2 separate regions of the Homo sapiens genome follow, and region 1 is linked to region 2. A link is an interaction called in ENCODE POLR2A ChIA-PET data of the cell type or tissue named here. Cell type or tissue: GM12878. All regions are shown on one strand. Links, peaks and the distances in the headings refer to the core of each region. The heading gives the core; the rest is flanking DNA. Region 1 overlaps CYTIP (cytohesin 1 interacting protein). Region 2 has its middle 38 kb from the start of ERMN.

Evidence for each region. Peaks named below come from ENCODE experiments on the same cell type or tissue, not always from the same donor. Only the 100,000 strongest peaks of a DNase experiment are listed, where the experiment ranks them.
Region 1: POLR2A ChIA-PET joins it to region 2 with 5 read pairs; 6 of 35 experiments call an interaction of 5 or more read pairs at or near these places.

What each region holds. Positions count from the first base shown.
Region 1 is chr2:157,429,252-157,439,790 of GRCh38, forward strand. It overlaps CYTIP (cytohesin 1 interacting protein), which reads right to left. Exons shown (of 8, transcript NM_004288.5): 2 at 5,447-5,496; 3 at 5,119-5,173; 4 at 1,609-1,711; 5 at 1,308-1,401. Among named protein-coding and RNA genes, the nearest start is that of CYTIP, 9.6 kb to the right of the region's middle. RefSeq lists an enhancer at 9,784-9,853. In GM12878, for the core only: no CTCF peak of the experiment used is centred there; no DNase peak of the experiment used is centred there; H3K4me3 peaks cover 4,095 bases; H3K27ac peaks cover 1,752 bases.
Region 2 is chr2:157,358,799-157,369,337 of GRCh38, forward strand. No RefSeq gene overlaps it. Among named protein-coding and RNA genes, the nearest start is that of ERMN, 38 kb to the left of the region's middle. In GM12878, for the core only: no CTCF peak of the experiment used is centred there; DNase peaks (open chromatin) are centred at 5,053 and 5,653; H3K27ac peaks cover 1,650 bases.

The DNA.
Region 1 (10,539 bases), core at 1,193-9,192, 71 kb after region 2:
ATGCCAAGCCCATTGTGAGCACTCAGAGACCTCTCTCTTTGCCTGAAGTGCTCTTACGAGGAGTTCATTTGACCATCCTTCTCTTCATTTAGATCTCAACTCAAATATCGCCTCCCTAGAAAAGACCACTTTACACATCTAAGCCAAACTAGCAGCCTTCTTACCTAGCATGACAGGCCATTGCTGTTTTGCACTTTTCTCATAGTAGTTATCAATAACTGAAATATACACATTACTTAAATTTCAGGCTTTTCTGAGCCATTTCCTTCCATAACTATTAACGTACTAAGAGAGTCTTTATCTTCGTCTCTCCTGAGCCTATCACAGAGCTGGAAACATAGTATTTGCTCAATAAATATGATTTTAATGAATGAGCGAATTTCATCATTTAACTATCCTAATAAGATTTTATTAGGTGCTAGTATTGTTATGGTAGAAAAATCAGTCAAACCTCTAATTGGGAAAGCCAGTGTTCTATTAAGAAGTTTGGGGCCAGGGGCGGTGGCTCATGCCTGTAATCCCAGCACTTTGGGAGGCGGAGGCGGGTGGATCATGAGGTCAGGAGATTGAGACCATCCTGGCTAACACGATGAAACCCCGTCTCTACTAAAAATACAAAAAATTAGCCGGGCATGGTGGTGGGCGCCTGTAGTCCCAGCTACTAGGGAGGCTGAGGCAGGAGAATGGCGTGAACCTGGGAGGCAGAGCTTGCAGTGAGCCAAGATCGCGCCACTGCACTCCATCCAGGGCGACAGAGCGAGACTCCGTCTCAAAAAAAAAAAAAAAAAAAAGAAGTTTGGAACATTTGGAACATGTGGTGTGAGTATGTGTGTTTCAGGGTGGGGAGGGTTGAACAGACTATTCTTCCTTCCAAATGGAACACTAGAAGAGAAAAACAGGTGGCTTGTCACATAAGAGGAAAAACTCAGCCCTTCTGACCTTTGATTTGTTTTAGCTACAGGATTATATCAACCATGAAAATTGGATCAGTTCTTCCCAGTTTAAAGAGAATGTGTGCCAGTTTAATTGAATTTGACATTAAAAAAATACATTTGTAAAGGCCATCCTTCCCACACAGACGTTTGGGCTATTGATGTCCTCTGACTTCAGATGTTGACAGTATGTTCAAGTGTGAGGAATCTTGAGAAACAAAAGGAACTGATAATGTTTGTACCCCACTCTAAAGCTCCGGTGCACTGCCTCACTCCGTCTTGTAATGCTGAACAAAAGGCCTATTTATTCACTCATCAGGCTTTATGAGAAAACATAACATTTTGAAGCCCCACGGGAACTAGACAGATAGTTACGTTAGCAGGTTTCCGGACGATCTGATCAGGTCAACGACTTGTTTGTAGGTAAAACCTTCTGTGCTCACACCATTGATATTTGCAAGGACATCACCTGGGAGATGCCAAGAAAAATGAGTGTTATGTTGGTTAGTTAAATAATCCCTCCTGACATGCAAATGAAACAAGCAGCTCCAAGTCTTAAAAACATAAAGGAGCCAAGAAAACTCAAAGCAACAAATACATCCTGACCTTCACTCTCAAAACATTTTATTTTCTTTCCATTTAAATGATTCCTAACATGAGCAAAAATTTAAGTTACCAGCTTGCAGGCCAGCACAGTGAGCTGGGCTGTCCTCCTGTATTTTGCATATCAAAGTGAACATTTCCGAGGAGCAGGCATTCTGATTCTGGGGCCTGTAAGACTGTAAAAATTAAGATGATATATAGTTACTATTTAACAACCTCAACATCTATTTGCCAAAATTTAAAATGATGTCAATTATCATTAAGCAGTATAATAGGTAAGTTCAAAGGACAAAGGATTTCCACTATAAACTAAATCAAGGTATCAATTTTGCAATTCTACCAGACAATCTGTAGCCAACTCCATTCATAAAGACATCTGTCATGAGAAAGAAAGTGAAATGAGAGTGGCTCAAGATTTTATATTTTCAAGCCCAAGATATCACCTGATGCTATCACGATTTATTTTTAAAAATTGAGTTTCTCATTTCCCAATGGGATAAAACAACGATGGCCAAGTGCAATGAGAAAAATCCCTAAGTGGTTCTCCCAAGCTAAAACACTCATTATAGGAGTATGAAATTGTACACATGCAGCAAGGAGACATGCCAACAATGATTATTTTAAATCAGAGTTCTGCACATAATGACAATCTGCCCTGCATTTATTCAAAAGTACTATAATTGACTCAATTACCTTCATTTCTGAGCACCCTCTGGTATGCCTGTCCTGAATCCTCACCGGTTCATTAGTCACCCAACTAAATTAGAAAAAGTTAAGCTTCAACTCTTGCCTCAATTAGGCACAAGTAGTTTGGTGGTGGTGGGTTTTTTTATTTTTAATTATACCAAAACACTGAATAAATGTTTGCTAGATATAGTGTCCCAATGACCTATAACAAATATAATTTTCTTTTTTTCACACATTTAAATTATGAAGTCTAGTTCCACTTAGAAGCAAAATCAGTGTTCTGAGTAGAGTACGTCTTTTAAACATCTGATTCCTAAAATTAAGCTACATTAAAGTAGTACTTCCTTGTGAAAAAATTGATGTCTGATGTTCATTCTTTCTTATTCAATAATCCCTGAGGCATCACAAGTCAGCCACATGCAAGCAACTTCTAGAAACTTGGGTCTGTTCACCTCTAAAGGACTTCTATCTAATCTATAAGGCACTTAGAATCCCCATATCTTAAAGGTAGAAGGGACTTTAAAAGATCATGCACTATGTTCCCATCTATGTCAGAAACTTCATTGACAGCTTTCCTGCCAGGGGTCTTCTCAGTATAGCCTAGACCCTTCTGGAGATGAAAGACTGATCTAGTTCATGTGGTACATGAATAAAATATACAACTGACACTCCTTTGGGAAACCACTGTTCTAACAATTCTCATTAGCAGTGAGACTCTACCCTCCATTCCCAGAGATCAAAGTAAGTACAGTGCAGTAGAAACATGTTGATTTATGTAGCTGGCACCTCCATATATGTTCACATTGGGTGTAAAATATGGTAGTTAGAAATAGAAAAAAACAGAAACCCCAAAGCTACAGAAAGTATTAATTGGATGCTTTTTTCTCTTACCCAGTCTTCTAGCTCCCATTAAGGGATCAGTGACACAATGATCACCTGCATTTCTTAGAGACACAAAGATCTCATTGTCCTTTCTCATGCCCAGTGACATTCATTCTAACACCTGTCATTTGTGGATCTTCTATTGGTAAGGCACATCACTAGGTACATTGCATGTATTATTTCATTTAAAACTCCTAAGGACCCCATAAGGCATTAGGAGGATATGAATTCAGGTGTGCATGAGTCCAAAGTCTGCATTCCTATTGGGCTGCACGATTCTGATAAGCAGCATAAAACTAGCTCCCATGGAGAACCATGGATCTGGTCTCTTCCAAAGTGTCATTCCTCTAGTAGGCCACATCCCAAACATGTACTCACACTGCATGCACAATATGGGTACATGAGGTTCTATCTGATTTTCAAAAAGTTCCCAGAAGCATGTCTCCTATTTGTTAACTGCTGCAAATCTGATGAGTACTAGGGAATAGATTATGGTGTGTATTTGACAATGGAGAGCATATACCAGAGGGAATTTACAGGAGTGTGGGTTCCTGCATCACTGAGATAACACCTACATGCTGCCATTTAGAGGTGCCATTAGTTCATGTTGATCTACAAAAGTTCAGTGGTGTTGTGGCCTGACATAGTTTTGACTCTTGCTCCACGGAGAATAAGTGTTTATGGTATGGGAGAAAAACTTAAGAAAGTAGTGACATTATTATGGCAGTATAAGAAAAATAAAGAAAGGTGAGTAGTCGTTTATCCAGTTTTCAGTAGCCACTGCTGCACATCCTTGAGGATAATTTTCCTTTAAAAAGAAGCAGTGACAAAAAGCAGTGTCTCTACAACAGAATAGGGAGTAGTTCATATGACCGGGGAGTAAGAGGGAGCACTATGCTTCTAAAACCTATAGATTTCACCAGTTACTGTGGTGAATTACAGATTCCTCCAAATTTAAAAGTACAGGAGTTAGGAAAGTAGAAGTGATCCTCTTTTCAAAGTGCCTTCTCTGTCTTCATTGCAGCTAAAGTTCCATTTTGTTTCTTTACTCATAAAACATGTTTTTCTTAGCAGTTTCCTGTTCCTAATCTTAAAATAAACACTGACTTTCCAATTGTGGGGCTGATATCACACCAGAGTTTTCTGAAAGCAGCAGTAAAGCTAAGATCTAAAATCTGATATAGAGTGTAAGAATATGATTATGCAAAACACATCCAAAAGACATGCAAACGTACTATGGAAAAAAAAAACAGAAATGCTTAAGCTACTACTGTTGCACTTAATTGGGTTAGACTTCATTTGACCTACCTCACCCATTTTACAAATGTGCTCATGAAAAAGCAGACAGCTAATAAGCAATGAAATTCTTAGGCAATTATGCTGAAACTTATAAAGACTTAAAAATTTCCTACAGCATGAGGCAATCTGCAAGTAGAGCCAAATGTTCTCAAGTGTTTCAAATAACAATTATAAAGCATTGTCATTAGGAAAAAAAGCTACAAATTGCTCATTATGTACAATATGAACTCTAGTTGCAAAACATACCAGGAGCTATCCATGAATATATGCATTCTATATACACAGATGTATAGTCTTTCGAGTGTCTCTTGAATGCCAAAGTAAATACTTAAAATCTGATACACAGTATAACAATATGATTATACAAAACACATGCAAATATATCAAGTACACATCTGTAAAATGTATTTCACTCTCTTATCTAAGACCTAGCTGATACCAACCTAGCTGATCAGTCTGGGACTTAAGGGAAGACTGAAGCAACTAAGCACAAACTGCTGAGCATATCGCAGAGGTTTTGTTATCATCTTCAATGTTTTCTTTCCTTAATAGTACTCAACACACTGAAAAACTACCCCCAAACAGCCACACACTGAATAAAAGTCATAGGCTCCATCATTCTCTAATCCTAACTTCATTTTTTCTTTGCACATAACATGACACTACCGGTGCCACTTTCTTCCTTGGAAGTCTAGAAAATGTGAAAATTGCCCACCTGAATTTCAAATCCAAATGTTTCATTATCCTGCTTCTCCACAGTAACAAGCTTTCTGTAATAAAAATGTTTAAAAAAGAAACTGCATGAAAATTAAAGTATCACATTTGGCACAGATCTATCATTAAAAATAACTGTCACAATTAAAAATAACTGACATTTATGTAAATTGTAGTATGTAAGATTCTGTGTGTGTGTCTGTGTGTGTGCGTCTGTGTGTGTGCGTAGAGAGAGAGAGAGAGAGAGAGGAAGAGAGAGGAAAAAACAGTCTGGAGAGCTATGTTCCTAAATATTTTGGGAGAGACAAAAAATAATTCAATCTCTTTACCTTTGAGACCAGGAAAAGTCACTTAAAGAACTTGATCTGGTCAAAGCAAGCTGAAAAACACAAAAGACATATAGTTATCCCAGGGTCTTCAAGATACACTGTAAAATGTTCTAAATCTCTCTCTCTCTCTCTCTCTCTCTCTCTCTCTCTCTCACACACACACACACACACACACACACACACACACACACACACACACACAACCTGTTCTTTACCACCTTCTTTGGCCCAGCTCCTGGGAAATTGTTGCATAAAGGCAGCCATTTCCATTCTCTACATTCTCTAGTGATAGCAGAGGAGAGTAGGGAGACAGGATTCTAGGCATTCCAGTTAAAAGATTGAAAGAGGTTTAGATAGTAATACAATGTGGCAAAAGAGTTAAAATAATGTGGCAAAACTCCAAAGCTTCCAAAGAGAACTTCCTCTCTGGTCTGTATTTAAAACAGCCTCTGAAAGATTAACCATAGCAATTTGTAATCACACTGAAATCCAAAGAAAAATAGCATACTTAGAATGGCATATGAAACCCAAATACTTTATAGTTTTTGGAGATGATGATGAAATGACAGTGTTTACTATAATAATTCAATACGTTACTGTTTTTAGTAGGATAAAATAATCTCTAAACAACCAACTCACACACACAATTCAGGTAAAACCAGGAACTCAAAACCTCATTTCTGCTTATGATTTATTTTTGTAATAGTTTTGGAAGACTAACGTGAAATTTCCAGCCAAGAAAGGAAAGAAACCTCAGAATAGTATCAATGGTATAAATAATATCACCTTCATTCCTCTGCACTTTTGGAAAAGATCATATAAACATAAGCTTTCAGGACACATTCTACCACTGTAAACAGAAGCAGCATCAACAAAAGGTGACAACTTATTTTTTAGGAAAATTGCAGCAGGTTTTTGTGTTTTTTTGGTCGGTTTGTTTCTTTGTTCAGGAAATGTTTATTAGCCCTATTCTCAAATGTTGCTTCAAGGGCCCAAAACATAAGCTACTAGCTAACCCATGGTTTTTAATTGTCAACCTGAAATGGTTGTCATATATAAATGAACACATAAAATATCAAGAGATCAATGCATAGTCAGTCCAGACAAAGCAAAATAAAATAAGTAAAGGATGAAAACTAGAAGGGGGAAAATATGTAGGAGATATTAATGCTTATGTGACAAGTTACACAAATGAAATGCTTATTAAGACATTCATTAGGAGTGAAGCCTACATCACTGTAGGAATTTTGAATTACCAGGTACCAAATGCCAGCATTTTCACAAATTTCCTGGAATGGACCAGTGTTAAGAATTCAGCCACCAGTCCATAAACTTAACGTAATGGAGAGGTGGTCTCTTCTTACCAATTTGCTGTAAATTAATTATATTTTCCTCTTTTGTTAGTTCTGGGCTTCAACTCACTTATATCGCAATGGAGACTGAAATAAATTGCTCAGACCCAAAAAGATTCTCTAGTCTTGCTAAAAAGTATCTCTTTTCAATTTATAAGCACTAACTGTGGAATGCCTACAAGGATTGGTATGGTTTGTTGTAACCTGATTTTGTACCTCGTATGTACCGTTACCAAGGATAGGGACTATTCATCTATGTTAGTGGGCTTCCTTGCAGAAGAGAGCCACAAACTTGATATTTCCAAGCATTCTCAGTCTCTCCCTTATATTGTACTCATATTTTCTTAATCTATTTTTATTATCTTCAGCTGCTTGTTTTCCGCCCTTAAGCCAAATTACGTAATGATAACTAGGGCTTTTTTATTCTTTTTATAAAAGTTTCTTATACCTCTATAAATAAGGGCTTATATTTTTAAGGTATTACTCTTGCTATCAGTATTCATCATATTATTCATATATCCATATAGAGAGAGCTATATATATATGTATACATATATGTATATATTTATATGAAATGCATACTGGATCAAATACTTCACATCTGTACATAATCATCTGTGTGATTTGGACCTCTTGGGGAATGTTATTTGTTTTACTTTCTGCCCCAATGCCCAACACAGGGCCTGGAATAGAATGGAAACTTAAAAATGGAGAAATAGATAAAAATAAATAAACTACTAAACGAAAATGGAAGCAACTGAGATGGTTGAAGAGCCACATTAAATATTCACGTTCAGGAGAAATATGTAAAGATAGTCTTCAACATTGTCCTTTATTAAATTCAATATCATAGGAAAAACTCAAGGATAATCACTAAAATACATAAAGTAAAATTTAAAAATCTTAAATATGTAGCAAGATTTAAAAATGAAAGAAAACAGACAACTGTATATCCATATGCAGAAGAAAGAAACTAGACCATACCTCTCACTCTATACAGAAATCAACTGAAAATAAGTAAATGGATCAAAACCTTCATGTAAAACCTGAGACAATAAAACTACTGGAATAAAACATAGGGGAAAGGCTTTAGCATATTGGATTGGGAAAAAATTTTATGAATAAGACCTTCAAAAAACAGGCAACAAAAGCAAAAATAAACTAATGGGGTTATATTAAACTAAAAAGATTCTGCACAGCAAACAATTAACAGAGTGAAAAGACTACCTGTGGAATGGAAGGAAATATTTGCAAACTACTCATTTATATATCCAGAATATATAATGAACTAAAATACCTCAACAGAAAAAAAAAAATTTAAAAATGGGCAAATGATCTGAACAGACGTTCCTCAAAGGAAGCTATACAAGACTGGGCATGGTGGCTCACACCTGTAATCCCAGCACTTTGGGAGGCCAAGGAGGGTGGATCAACTGAGCTCAGGAGTTCAAGATCAGCCTGGCCAACATGGTAAAACCCCGTCTCTACAAAAATACAAAAATTAGCCAGGCATGATGGCAGGTGCCTGTAATCCCAGATACTAGGGAAGCTGAGTTGGAAGAATCGCTTCAACCCGGGCGGCGGAGGTTGCAGTGAGCTGAGATCATGCCATTGCACTCCAGCCTGGCGACAGAGTGAGACTCCATCTCAAAAAAAAAAAGAAAAAAAAAAAAGAAAGGAAGAAAAAGAAGACATACAAATGGCTAACAAATATATGAAAAAATGCTCAATATCACTCATCATTGGGGTAATGGAAATTAAAACCACAATGAGGTATCATCTCACACCAGTTAGGATAGCTATGATCAAAATGACAATAAATAATAAATGCTGGTGAGGATAAGGAGAAAAGGGAACTTTCATACACTGTTAGTGGGAATGTAAATTAGTACAGCCACTATGGAGAACAGTATGGAGGTCCCTCAAACAACTACAAATAGAACTACCATATGATCCCGCAATCCCACTACTGGGAATTCATCCAAAGGAAAGGAAATCATTATATCGAAGAGACATCTGCACTCCCATGTTTATTACAGCACTATTCACAATAGCCAAGAGATGGCATCAGCCTAGGTGTCCAACAACAGATGAATGGATAAAGAAAATGTGGTATATATACACCATGGAATACAATTCAGCCATAAAAAAGAATGAAATCCTGTCATTCACAGCAACATGGATTGAACTGGAAGACATTATGTTAAGTGAGATAAGCCAGGAATAGAAAGTTAAACACCACATGTTCTCACTCATATGTGGAAGCTAAAAAAAGTTGATCTCATAGAAGTAAAAAGTAGAACAGAGGATACTAGAGGCTGGGAAGGGTTGGGGGAAGAAATGGATAGGGACACACTTGTTAAAGGATAAAAAATTACAGCTAGATAGGAAGAATAAGTTCTAGTGCTCTATACTGTAGGCTAACTATAGTTAACAATAGTATATCATGTACTAGTTTCAAATAGTTAGAAGGAGGATATTCAACAGTCCCAAAATGAAGAAATGATCATTGTGTGAGGGAGGTGATGGATATGCTAATTACTCTGATCTGATCACTGTACATTCCACGTATCAAAACATCACTATGTATACCATGAGTATGTATGATTATATATCAACTGAATAAGTACAAATTTTAAAAACCAAAAAATTTTAAATGAAAGAAAACAGACAAGAACAAAAAAAAAAATTCAATCCGAAACAAGAAATGCAGAAAAAGTACTAACAGAAAACAAAGATAGTAGTGCCTTAGTACATAGCTGCTAAGTGGATGAATGGTGGCAAGAATTAATAAATTATTAGTAAAATTTTGAGCCTTGTCAATTTTAAATACCCTTTTAGTATGCCGGAAATCAGTGCATCTATTAGGAACTTCAAGATTTCATCCAATCGGTCTTTTGAATCAAAAGTCATTCTGGATAGATTCAAATGTAAAATCTTTTAAACCACAGGACAGACCTGAAGCCTCTATAGATATTTCCCCCACCACTCTACTTCTAACCTTTCTATCTAGCTAATTGACTAGTTAAAGATGAAAATATTTGTCTAGCACAACATGAGAAGCATAGCAGATTTTCAGTTCCTGTGGACTGACTAATTTGGGTTATCAGCAACACCAAAAGTCAGATTAAGTCAAATTACAAATTAGTTTCCATTCGGTATTAGCTAAGAGGCTGTTTCAAGCATCTAACACTTAAACAAAAAACAATTTAAATAAATTAAGTACCGTCAAATTCTCTGACACGTGCCACGTCTTGACACAAAGCCTGCTTGTTTTTGATCCGGGCTGTCAGACTCAGGCGATGTGGAAAGGAATGTTCCCAGGGTTCGAAACTAGCTCACACACCAAACTACCTGCCTAAAGTGAAATGAAGTGTGTCTAAGGTCTTATCAAGGGTTTTGCACTTTGAAAAAAAAAAAAAGTCTTTCCTGCCCCGCTTTCCCTAGGGCGAGCAGCCTTATTCAAGGATCTGACCAGTGGGGTCTATGTTCCCCAGACAGCCCTCCAGTCAGAGCCTTTTCTAAGGGTTGTAGTGATGGCGCCAAAAATCATGAATGAGGAACTGGTGTGCAATTCACAGCATATGCTGGCAACAGCTGTCTTTTATTACACATTATCTAATATGAGAAATCTAGGTTTAGCAATTTGGCAGGCTTGCAAACTACACATTCAATTATGACTGCTGAATAGACAAAGCTTCTTAACTCCTTGCTAGCCATAATACACTGATACCTAGGGTT
Region 2 (10,539 bases), core at 794-8,793:
AGATTAGGCTCTAAGGTTGTACAGAGATAACTTTTTTAACCCTTCTTTACCCTAAAACTTATCAAATTTATAACATGGTGGAAAATATATGTATGTGTACGTGTGTTGTATAAATGTGTGTGTGTAATTACTACTTTTGTGGACATGAATCTTCCACAGAACACAATTTGGAAAAGACAGCAAAAAGCTATAATAGAGCCAAATCACTAAGGCTAAATTCAATAGAGACAAATTTAAATCTAGCATTGATATTTTTAAAGTCCCATTATTCAAGAACAAAATTCAGGCCAAGAATGCCTTTTAAATGCCCTGGAGGTGGACTACCATGAGTCAGACGATGATGATGAAGCTGATGGTTAATGAAATCTTAGGCTAATTTAATAGAAGTGTACTGTCTGTATCAAGGGAGATTAAGATATATGTCTGGCTCTGAATTAAGCCTTTAAATAGAGTGTTGACAAATAAAAGGAGTGGCAGACTTTGACAATTAAGTTGAAAGTTATAGAAGTGATGTTATATAATATTACCGGAGAAACTAGAAATAATATTTTAATTGACATAAATATATGACTGGTTTAGGGTTGTTAAGGGTAACTAAGATGTGATACTTATGTTCCTATAGTTAACAGATCATCATTAAAATAAGGATGTAGACTTAACTCGTGTTTCTCTAGAGTCCAGGACTAGGACTAACAAATGATAAGGAATTCAGTTTAGGTTTAACATAAATAAAATGTTTCAACAAGCTGTCTCAGAAGAAAATAGACTGACCAAAAATTAGAGAAAATCCAATCAAATTAAATAGTCTCTTAGAACTTGCCACAGAAAAGAGGCATTGTCCAGTCACCTAACTTACCTTACTTACCCTGGAAATTTATTAGTAAAAAAGGAAATTTCAGAAATCTCATATTTAAAGAAGAAATGGAAATGTATGTATGGATGTCCGTAATTCAATAGCATCTTTGGTCATCAAAGAACTGCTCTCTTGACTCAATGGCATCAACTACACTTGAGATCTCACTTCTCTTTTCTGCTGTAAATGATTTAACTGCCCCACAAGCAACAGATGTCTTTGCTTCTCATGGCTACTCCTATTCTAGGCTTCTCCTGCCCCATGACTTTTCCACACTAGTTTTTTTTTTCCTATGGTGTTTTTTCTTCTGACATCTCTGCTATCTGATGATTTTTCTCCGTGACTTACTTTAAAATGTCCTGCTAGATAATCTTTTTTGTTTCTTGAGACAGGGTCTCACTCTGCCACGCAGGCTGGAGTGCAGGCTCACTGCAGCCTTGACATCCCGGGTTCAAGTGATCCTCCTACCTCAGCCTCTTGAGTAGCTGGGACCACAGGTGCATGTCACCACACCCTGCTAATTATTGTACTTTTGTAGAGACAGGGCTTTCCCATGTTACCCAGGCTGGTCTCAAACTCCTGAGCTCAAGCAATCCACCCACCTTAGACTCCCAAAGTGCTGGGACTACAGGCATGAGCCACCACACCCAGACTAGATAATCTTATTGAATTGTCCTCTCAACATCGAATACAGTGCATCACTATTAAGTTCCTCTCACCAGGCCGTCTTACAGATTTCTTTCTCCAAATAGTTGCCTTTGTAGCAGCTACCCAGCCATAATCCTCTCAGTTGTGACCAGAACATTACGGTCACAAGACAGCAAACACTGCAACCTATATGAAGGAAGTCCTTAAGAGGTAATAAATGGTGGACACTATAAATGGACTATCCAGGACCACCATCTCATAGAAATACTCTAGAAGATGCTTCTGTTTTGTATTAGAGGTTAAATAAAATCTCAAAAGTCCCTTCCAACACTAATGTTCTACTACATGAATGTATAGATCTAAGCCATTATTGTTTCTTAATATTGATAAAAAATATTAGGGCTTATGGAAAGCATAGGTTTACTGGCATCATATTTAATACAAAGCCTATGATATGGTTTGGCTGTGTCCTCACCCAAATCTCATCTTGAATTGTAGTTCCCATTATCCCCACATGTCATGAGAGGGGCCTGGTGGGAGGTAATTGATCACTGGGGGTGGATTCCCCCATACTATTCTCATGATAGTGAGCAAGTTCTCACGAGATCTGATGGTTTTATAAGAGGCCTCCTCCTTTGCTCAGCCATCATTTTTCTCCTTCCAACCATCATGTGAAGAAGGACATGTTTGCTTTTCCTTCTGCTATGCTTGTAAGTTTCCTGAGGCTTCCCCAGTCACGTGGAACTGTGAGTCAATTAAACATCTTTCCTTTAGAAATTATACAATCTCAGGGGTTCTTTATAGCAGTGTGAGAACAGACTAACACAGTAAATTGGTACCACAGAGAGTGGGGCACTGATACAAAGATACCTGAAAGTGCGGAAGCAACTTTGGAACTGGGTAACAGGCAGAGGCTGGGACAGTTTGGAGGGCTCAGAAGAAGACAGAAAAATGTGGGAAAGTTTGAAACTTCCTAGAGATGTGGAGGGTTCAGAAGAGAGGAAGATGCGGAAAAGTTTGGAACTTCCTAGAGACTTGTTAAATGGCTTTGACCAAAATGCTGATAGTGATATGAACAATGAAGTCCAGGCTGAGGTAACCTCAGATGGAGATGAGGAACTTGTTGGGAACTGGAATAAAGGTAACTCTTGCTATGCAAAGAGACTGGTGGCATATTCCCCCTGCCCTGGAGATCTGGGGAACTTTGAATTTGAGAGAGATAATTTAGGGTATCTGGCAGAAGAAATTTCTAAGCAGCAAAGCATTCAAGAGGTGACAGAGTGTAAAAGTTTGGAAAGTGTGCAGCCTGGTGATGTGATAGAGAAGGAGCTGAATGTTAATCAGCAAGACAATGGGGAAAAAGTCTCCAGGGCATATCAGAGACCTTCATAGCAGCCCATCCCATTACAGGCCCAGAGGCCTAGGAGGAAAAAATGGATTCCTGGGCCAGGCCCAGGGCCTTGCTGCTTAGTGCAGTCTCAGGACTTGGTGCCCTGCATCCCAGCCACCCCAGCTGTGGGTAAAAGGGGCAAAGGTATAGATCAGGCTGTGGCTTTGGAAGGTTCAAGCCCCAAGCCCTGGCAGCTTCCACCTGGTGTTGAGCCTGTGCATGAACAGAAGTCAAGAATTGAGGTTTGGGAACCTCCACCTAGATTTCAGAGGATGTATGGAAATGTCTGGATGTCCAGACAGAAGTCTGCTGCAGGGGCAGAGCCCTCATGGAAAACCTCTTCTAGGGCAGTGCAGAAGGGAAATGTGGGATTGGACACCACCACACACAGAGTCCCCACTTGGTCACTGCCTGGTAGAGCTGTTAGAAGAAGACCACCATCCTCCAGACATTAGAATGGTAGATCCACCAACAGCTTGCCCTCTGTGCCTGGAAAAGCCACAGACTCTCAACGCCACCCATGAAAGCAGCCAGGAGGGGGCTGTACCCTGCAAAGCCACAGGGGTGGAGCTGCCCAAGGTCATGGGAGTCCACTTCTTGCATCAGCATGACCTGGAGTCAAAGACATGGAGTCAAAAGAGATCATTGTGGAAGTTTAAGATTTAATGACTGCCTTATTGGATTTTGAACTTGCATGGAACCTGTAACCCCTTTGTTTTGGCTAATTTCTCCCATTTGGAATGGAAACATTTACCCAATGCCTGTACCCCCATTGTGTCTTGGAAGTAACTAACTTGATTTTGATTTTACAGGCTCATAGGCAAAAGGGACTTGCCTTGTCTCAGATGAGACTTTGAACATGGACTTTTGGGTTAATACTGGAATGAACTAAGACTTTGGGGCACATTTAGAAGGGCATGATTGTGCTTTGAAATGTGAGGACATGAGATTTGGGAGGGGCCAATGGTAGAATGATATGGTTTGGCTGCACCCCCACCCAAATCTTATCTTGAATTGTAGTTCCCATAATCCCCATGTGTTATGGGAGGGGCCCAGGGGGAAGTAATTGAATCATGGGGGCGGTTCCTCTATGCTATTCTCATAATAGTGAGCAAGTTCTCATGATATCTGATGTTTTTATAAGGGGGCTTCCCCCTTCGCTTGGTTCTCATTCTTCTCCTTCCAACCATCATGTGAAGAAGGACATATTTGCTTCCCCTTCTACCATGATTGTAAGTTTCCTGAACCCCCCACTCTCAGTCATGCAGAACTGTGAGTCAATTAAACTTCTTTCCTCTATAAATTACCTAGTTTTGGGCAGTTCTTTATAGCATTGTGAGAACAAACTAATACAGCCTAATTGAAATACTATTACTTCTTCCAACAGACACCCCTAATCCAGACCCTTTATTAATAAGTGAGATCAAAGAGAAATGACAATAAGATATAAACATATACAGACATAACTAAGTGTTTTACATATTCCACCGTAGCTCTTACATGCTGAATTTAAGCAAATCTCTTTGTCTGAGACTCGGTTTCCCCATTTGAAAAACTGAGAAATTATCACTTGACTTTCAAGGTGTGGAAATTAAATTTTACCAGTATGCTAATTCTTTTTAACTTGAAAAATCTTTATAATACTCTTAACCAATAATCCAGAAGCAGTTTAAATCATTGATTTTGTCTTCCTCAGTTAGCAAAATAGACTTTTTCAAACAACTATAGAGTACCTGTTTGGTGCACAGAAGAAAATGAAACATTAAAAATTTTCAAGTAGGCAAAAAAATTTCAGCATCCCCCTAGGTGACTGACTTATTACCATTTAGCTCTTCTTCCTCAGTTCTCCTCTTTCTCTCCCCAACTTTTTCTACCATTTGATTTTCCTGAATGACTCATAAGTATAGAACCACCAATTATTTTATATTTCATATTAAGCGGTGCAAGCCAAATTGAGTTACAGCTTAGACAAGAAATCCTAGGGGAAACACCCAGGAGACTGTCATGACACACTTCTTGTTCTCTGGCATAAGCAGAGATAATAATTAAGCATCACGTGACATATTACTCTAAAAATAGATGCCCTGTGTGGTTTTTGTCATACACACATCCAAGGTGTTTTAAAAAAATGTTTATTTTAATGTGTTACACATTTAGCCTCTGGGAATCATTTCACTGAGCAGCTGAAAAGCTGCAGTAAATTCTTGGTTACTGAAATGACATGAGGATGAGTTATTTAAATATCTTTATGTTCATAACATAGACTGGGTTGAAACAAATCTTCCTGCTGTGGCTAACTCATAAAGATCTCATGATCTAAGTAGGAGATGCCACATATCTTCTTTTTTTTCTCAATGCATGACTCTCTTTGGATATTCATTCATTCAACAAATATTTATTGTGTATCCACAAAGTACCAGGCACTGTTTTCAGGACACAGGATACTGCAGTCAACAAGATAAATGAGTACAATGCTTGAATAAACCTACAATTCTGTTTTAAGATGGCAAACAGTAAACAAGGACATAAATTAATACATAATTTCAGATGGAGATGAGAGTTGTAAAGAAAATTAATGATAACTGAATAAGGAAAATGGGGACAAGGAAGAGCTTATTTAGATTAGGTAACTAAGACAAGCTCTCTAAGAAGTGAAGAACTGAATGAGAGGAAGCCTGCCAATCGAACCCTGGCAGGAAGAACAATTATAGAACAGGGAACCACAATGGTAAGCATGTCACGTTTAGAGAAAAGAGACCAGTGTGGCTGAAGCACAGAAGTCAGAGTGTGGTTGGAAATATGGCCAGTGTGGTAGGCAAGAGACAGGTCCCTCAAGAATACAAGAAATATGGTCTGTGGTAGGCAAGAGACAGATCCCTCAAGAATAATTGTGGAAGTGAATGGATTTAACCCAAGTTCAAAGAGAAGCAATTGGGGAGTTTTAAGCAAAGAAGTGATATGATTTAATTTATATTTTAAAAGCTTACTCTGGTTAGATGGGGGTGGAAATAGGAATGAAAGAAGGCAAATCATTTAGGTATTTGAAATATTCAGTAGTATAGGCAAAAACAGCTGATGACTTAGATTACCATTGCAGGCAGATGAGTAGCAAAAATGGTGGTCAGATTTAGTATATACTATAGGGGTAAAACCAATGTGCTCCTCTGATTGATGTGATTTACAAAATAAAAAAAGGAATCAAGGCAACAATTTCCATACTTTATTTCTCAGTCTATCTTATGGTGCTCACTGCATTTCATGGTAGGAGTTCAAAGGTAACATTAAAAATAAGGAGTATCTACACAGCAGAAGGTTGGAGAATGAGGAAGCATTGACCAGATATGAGAGAATTATGAAGCACTGCATTGTGACCCCTGTAGGAACAAAAGTAAATATTGTCTCTAGCTTTTGTTATCATTGTAGGAAGACCAGGGATCCTAGGGTATGTAAAATTTTCCATCTCCTTCTTATAACAGACTAGTTCTGTCTTTACATTTTACACAAGACCATAGATTTTGCACAGTGTTTCTTTCACTAAGCCCCACCAACATATTATCTAATCTTAATAAAATTTGGTCAGCAGAGATGTAAAAAATGCAGAGAAAACAAAATAAAAGTAAAAAAGAAAATGTGAAGGCAAAGATGATGAAAAAAATAGAAGATAAAGGCCTGAAATATGCCTGAAAAGTGCAAAAAGTGTGCATTTCTAATTATCAGCTTCTGTGTACTTTTGAACTGCGGAAGTTTTGAACTGAATGAGTTCAAAAGGTGGCCAAGACTGATGAAGTGTCTCTGTTAATAGAAAAATTTAAACTGAGTCTTCTCAAGAGAGGCATACTTAGAAGCTCTAATGAGCTCCTCAGTGGAAGAAAAATCCGAACCTAATCTTTTGGTTCAATAAGTTAATTCTCTTAGTGAAAGATGAGTCGAGTGAGCCAATCTTTATGAACACTGAAAGCAAAACGGCAGAGAATTAAAGCTCTGAGCCACTACACTTCAGGCCTTTCCTCTCTTTTTTTTTTCACTTTCTTTCTTTCTTTTTATCTTCTTTGTTGGCTAATCTAGGAGCAGTTTACCAGGCTGCCAGGCAATGCAAAGGTCTAAACTCTTTGTGAAGAGAATTTGAAATAATCACATTATGTTTGTCAAGGCTTTGTATTTGTGGAGGTGAACAGTAACAAATAAGAGAAAAAGTCTGCAATCTGTGTTTGTATCACAGGGATAATGCCCAGGATTCTTTGTATTTTGTGGAAGAATAGCATGGGATCTCAGACTAAGTCCTTGAAGTACAAATATGATTGTACAAGGCTTCCTATAGAAAATGTCTACCTTGAATTTCATGGCCCTTGGTATTTTGGTAAACTTAGTTTTATAGCCTTATAAATGATGCCATCAAATTTCCATAAGGACATCATGAAAGTAGACTTAAGTTGTAGAAAACTGTACGAAGTTTACTTCTGTATGTCTTAATGTAACTGTAAACATCCCGTTTTACCAGCTATGGCATCTAGGAAATATTCAGCTCCATTTAGCCACAGCACAAAGGGTAGAAGAAATTTAAAGGTCAGAGCCCTAAACTCTTTTACCCAGTTACAGAAGATGTTTTGTCAACATGAATAAATAAAAGTGGTACTTCAGTTAAAATTGAAGGTATTGCTTCACTAAATAAGTATTAATACAGAATGTTTCACGGTAAAATAACCAAGGTAAATTCGATAATGGGGCTGGGGATGGTGCTCATCATTTTTTGTGGTACGAAACTAAAGAACAAGTTTTCTTTTTGTGGTCATCAGCAAGTATCAGTGTGCTACTCTGGAGATAATATTTTCCATCAATGGAGGGAAAAGAACTAGTATATATGAGTGGTTAAGTGGAATCTGAAAAAAATAATATCAAAGGCAAGACCATGCATTATAGCTTAATCCATGTATGTAGGCTACTTGACTGGAAAGCCATATGGTATTGCAAAAAAAGCGCAGAGTATCTAATAAGAAAGACATGTTTGTATCCATACTCTACCTCTCACCGGAAACTGATCTTGGGCCAATTACTTCACCTTTCTGAGCTGCAATGTCCTTAACTATAAAATAAAGTTTCAAAAATCAATCTTATGGGGTTATCAGAAGAAATAAATGTCTCTAGCTTAGAGATGTTTATAAATGTCTGTACCACCTTATAAGTACCCGACCCATAGTATATATTATGTAGAACACCTTCACATCTACTTCACAGGGTCTTCACTGATATAGACAGCAAAGGTATATCAATTTGTATTCAAAGAAAACCAACATCTATTCAAGAAATTTTAAAACTATAAGAATTGGTTGGGTATGGTGGCTCACACCAATATCCTAGCACTTTGGGAAACAGAGGCCGGAAGCTCACTTGAGGCCATGAGTTTGAGACCAGCCTGGGCAACATAGTGAGACCCTGTATCTACAAATCTTAAAAATATTAGCCAGGCTTGGTGGCATGCACTCGTAATCCCAGCTACTCAGGAAGCTGAGGTGGGAGAATCACTTGAGACTGGGAGTTCAAGTCTGCAGGGAGCTATGACCACCACTGCACTCCAGCTTGGTCAACAGAGTGAGATGCTGTCTCAAAAAGAAAAAAAAAAGTATGTTTTAATTTTTCTTTAAAATAGTGCATCCTCCTCTGTAATTACATCTAGAGCATTTTATTAGTGGCAGGGCATTAACCACCTCTTTACACAAATACACTTCTTCCTGCTACCTTAGAATCTCAGGTAACAATAGGAAACTTGCCTTGTTTATAGGCTGAGAAAGAAAGAGAATATATTCAAGTAAGAAGCTCACAAAATCAGGAAATTTCTTCTCTCTAAGGCATTTCTGGAAAAGTTAGCAGAGTTTCTAGAGAAGAGCACCAACTGTGTATTTATATAAGGTGAATTTTATTAGTTGAAAATAATGATCTGCATTACAGGAACTCAGGTGAGATTATCTATAAATATACAGAAATTCTAGAACTAGTGAAAGAGTTTCTCAACTTTCATCCTCTTAAAAGAGTTTGGAAGACAAAAGCCAAAGTATGGCAGTTTCTAAACGTAATTAACATTGGCTGAATCTTTCTTATGGACCAGACACTGTTCTGAGAGCTTCCACTAATGACCTTATTTAATCATCCAACAACTCTGTGAGTTATGCAACAATTTAACCTCTATTTTAAAGATGAGGAAATAGGCAAAGGTCACACAACTATTAGAGAATACTGGCATCTGATTCCAAAGGCCAAATTCTCAACTATTTTACTGCACTCTTTGCCAAGACTGGTAAATCTCTTGAGCTTCTGCTCAAATATTTCCACTTACCAGTTATAGCCTCCTGGTGTTTACCCTTCAGAATCAAATTCTTTAAAAGGAACTGTATTACATGAGATATAGTCTGACTATTTGGTATTATTTTCTTAAAGAGCACATGAAAGTTATATTGGGATTTTGGGGGGTATTTTTTCAAAATAATTTATAAACAAAACTATTCCCATTTTATTTTTCTTTCACCACTATCACTAGATACCAATTTTACTAAACTTTGACTGTCAGACTGATTTGCAAGAATTCCCTCCTCTGATATAACCTCCTGCATTCAATAGAGAAATAAATAAATTACTTACAGTCCTTGTAGATAGCACTTACTGAATGCTTACTATATGCCAGCCATTGTACTAATTGCCATACATATTAATAACTTATCCCATTGCATCCATACAAATCCCTACAGGTAGTTGCTGTTATTATCTTCATGTTATAGCCCATGAAACAAAGGCTCAGAGAAATGTCATGCCCAATATCACAAACACAGTAAAAAGTAGGAACAAGGTTTGATTCCAGGAGGAGGAGCCAAGATGGCCGAATAGGAACAGCTCTGGTCTACAGCTCCCAGCGTGAGCGACGCAGAAGACGGGTGATTTCTGCATTTCCATCTGAGGTACCGGGTTCATCTCACTAGGGAGTGCCAGACAGTGGGCGCAGGCCAGTGGGTGCACGCACTGGGCGCGAGCCGAAGCAGGGCGAGGCATTGCCTCACCTGGGAAGGGCAAGGGGTCAGGGAGTTCCCTTTCCGAGTCAAAGAAAGGGGTGACGGACGCACCTGGAAAATCGGGTCACTCCCACCCGAATATTGCGCTTTTCAGACCGGCTTAAAAAACGGCGCACCACGAGACTATATCCCACACCTGGCTCGGAGGGTCCTACGCCCACGGAATCTCGCTGATTGCTAGCACAGCAGTCTGAGATCAAACTGCAAGGCGGCAGCGAGGCTGGGGGAGGGGCGCCCGCCATTGCCCAGGCTTGATTAGGTAAACAAAGCAGCCGGGAAGCTCGAACTGGGTGGAGCCCACCACAGCTCAAGGAGGCCTGCCTGCCTCTGTGGGCTCCACCTCTGGGGGCAGGGCACAGACAAACGAAAAGACAGCAGTAACCTCTGCAGACTTAAATGTCCCTGTCTGACAGCTTTGAAGAGAGCAGTGGTTCTCCCAGCACGCAGCTGGAGATCTGAGAACGGGCAGACTGCCTCCTCAAGTGGGTCCCTGACCCCTGACCCCCGAGCAGCCTAACTGGGAGGCACCCCCCAGCAGGGGCACACTGATACCTCACACGGCAGGGTATTCCAACAGACCTGCAGCTGAGGGT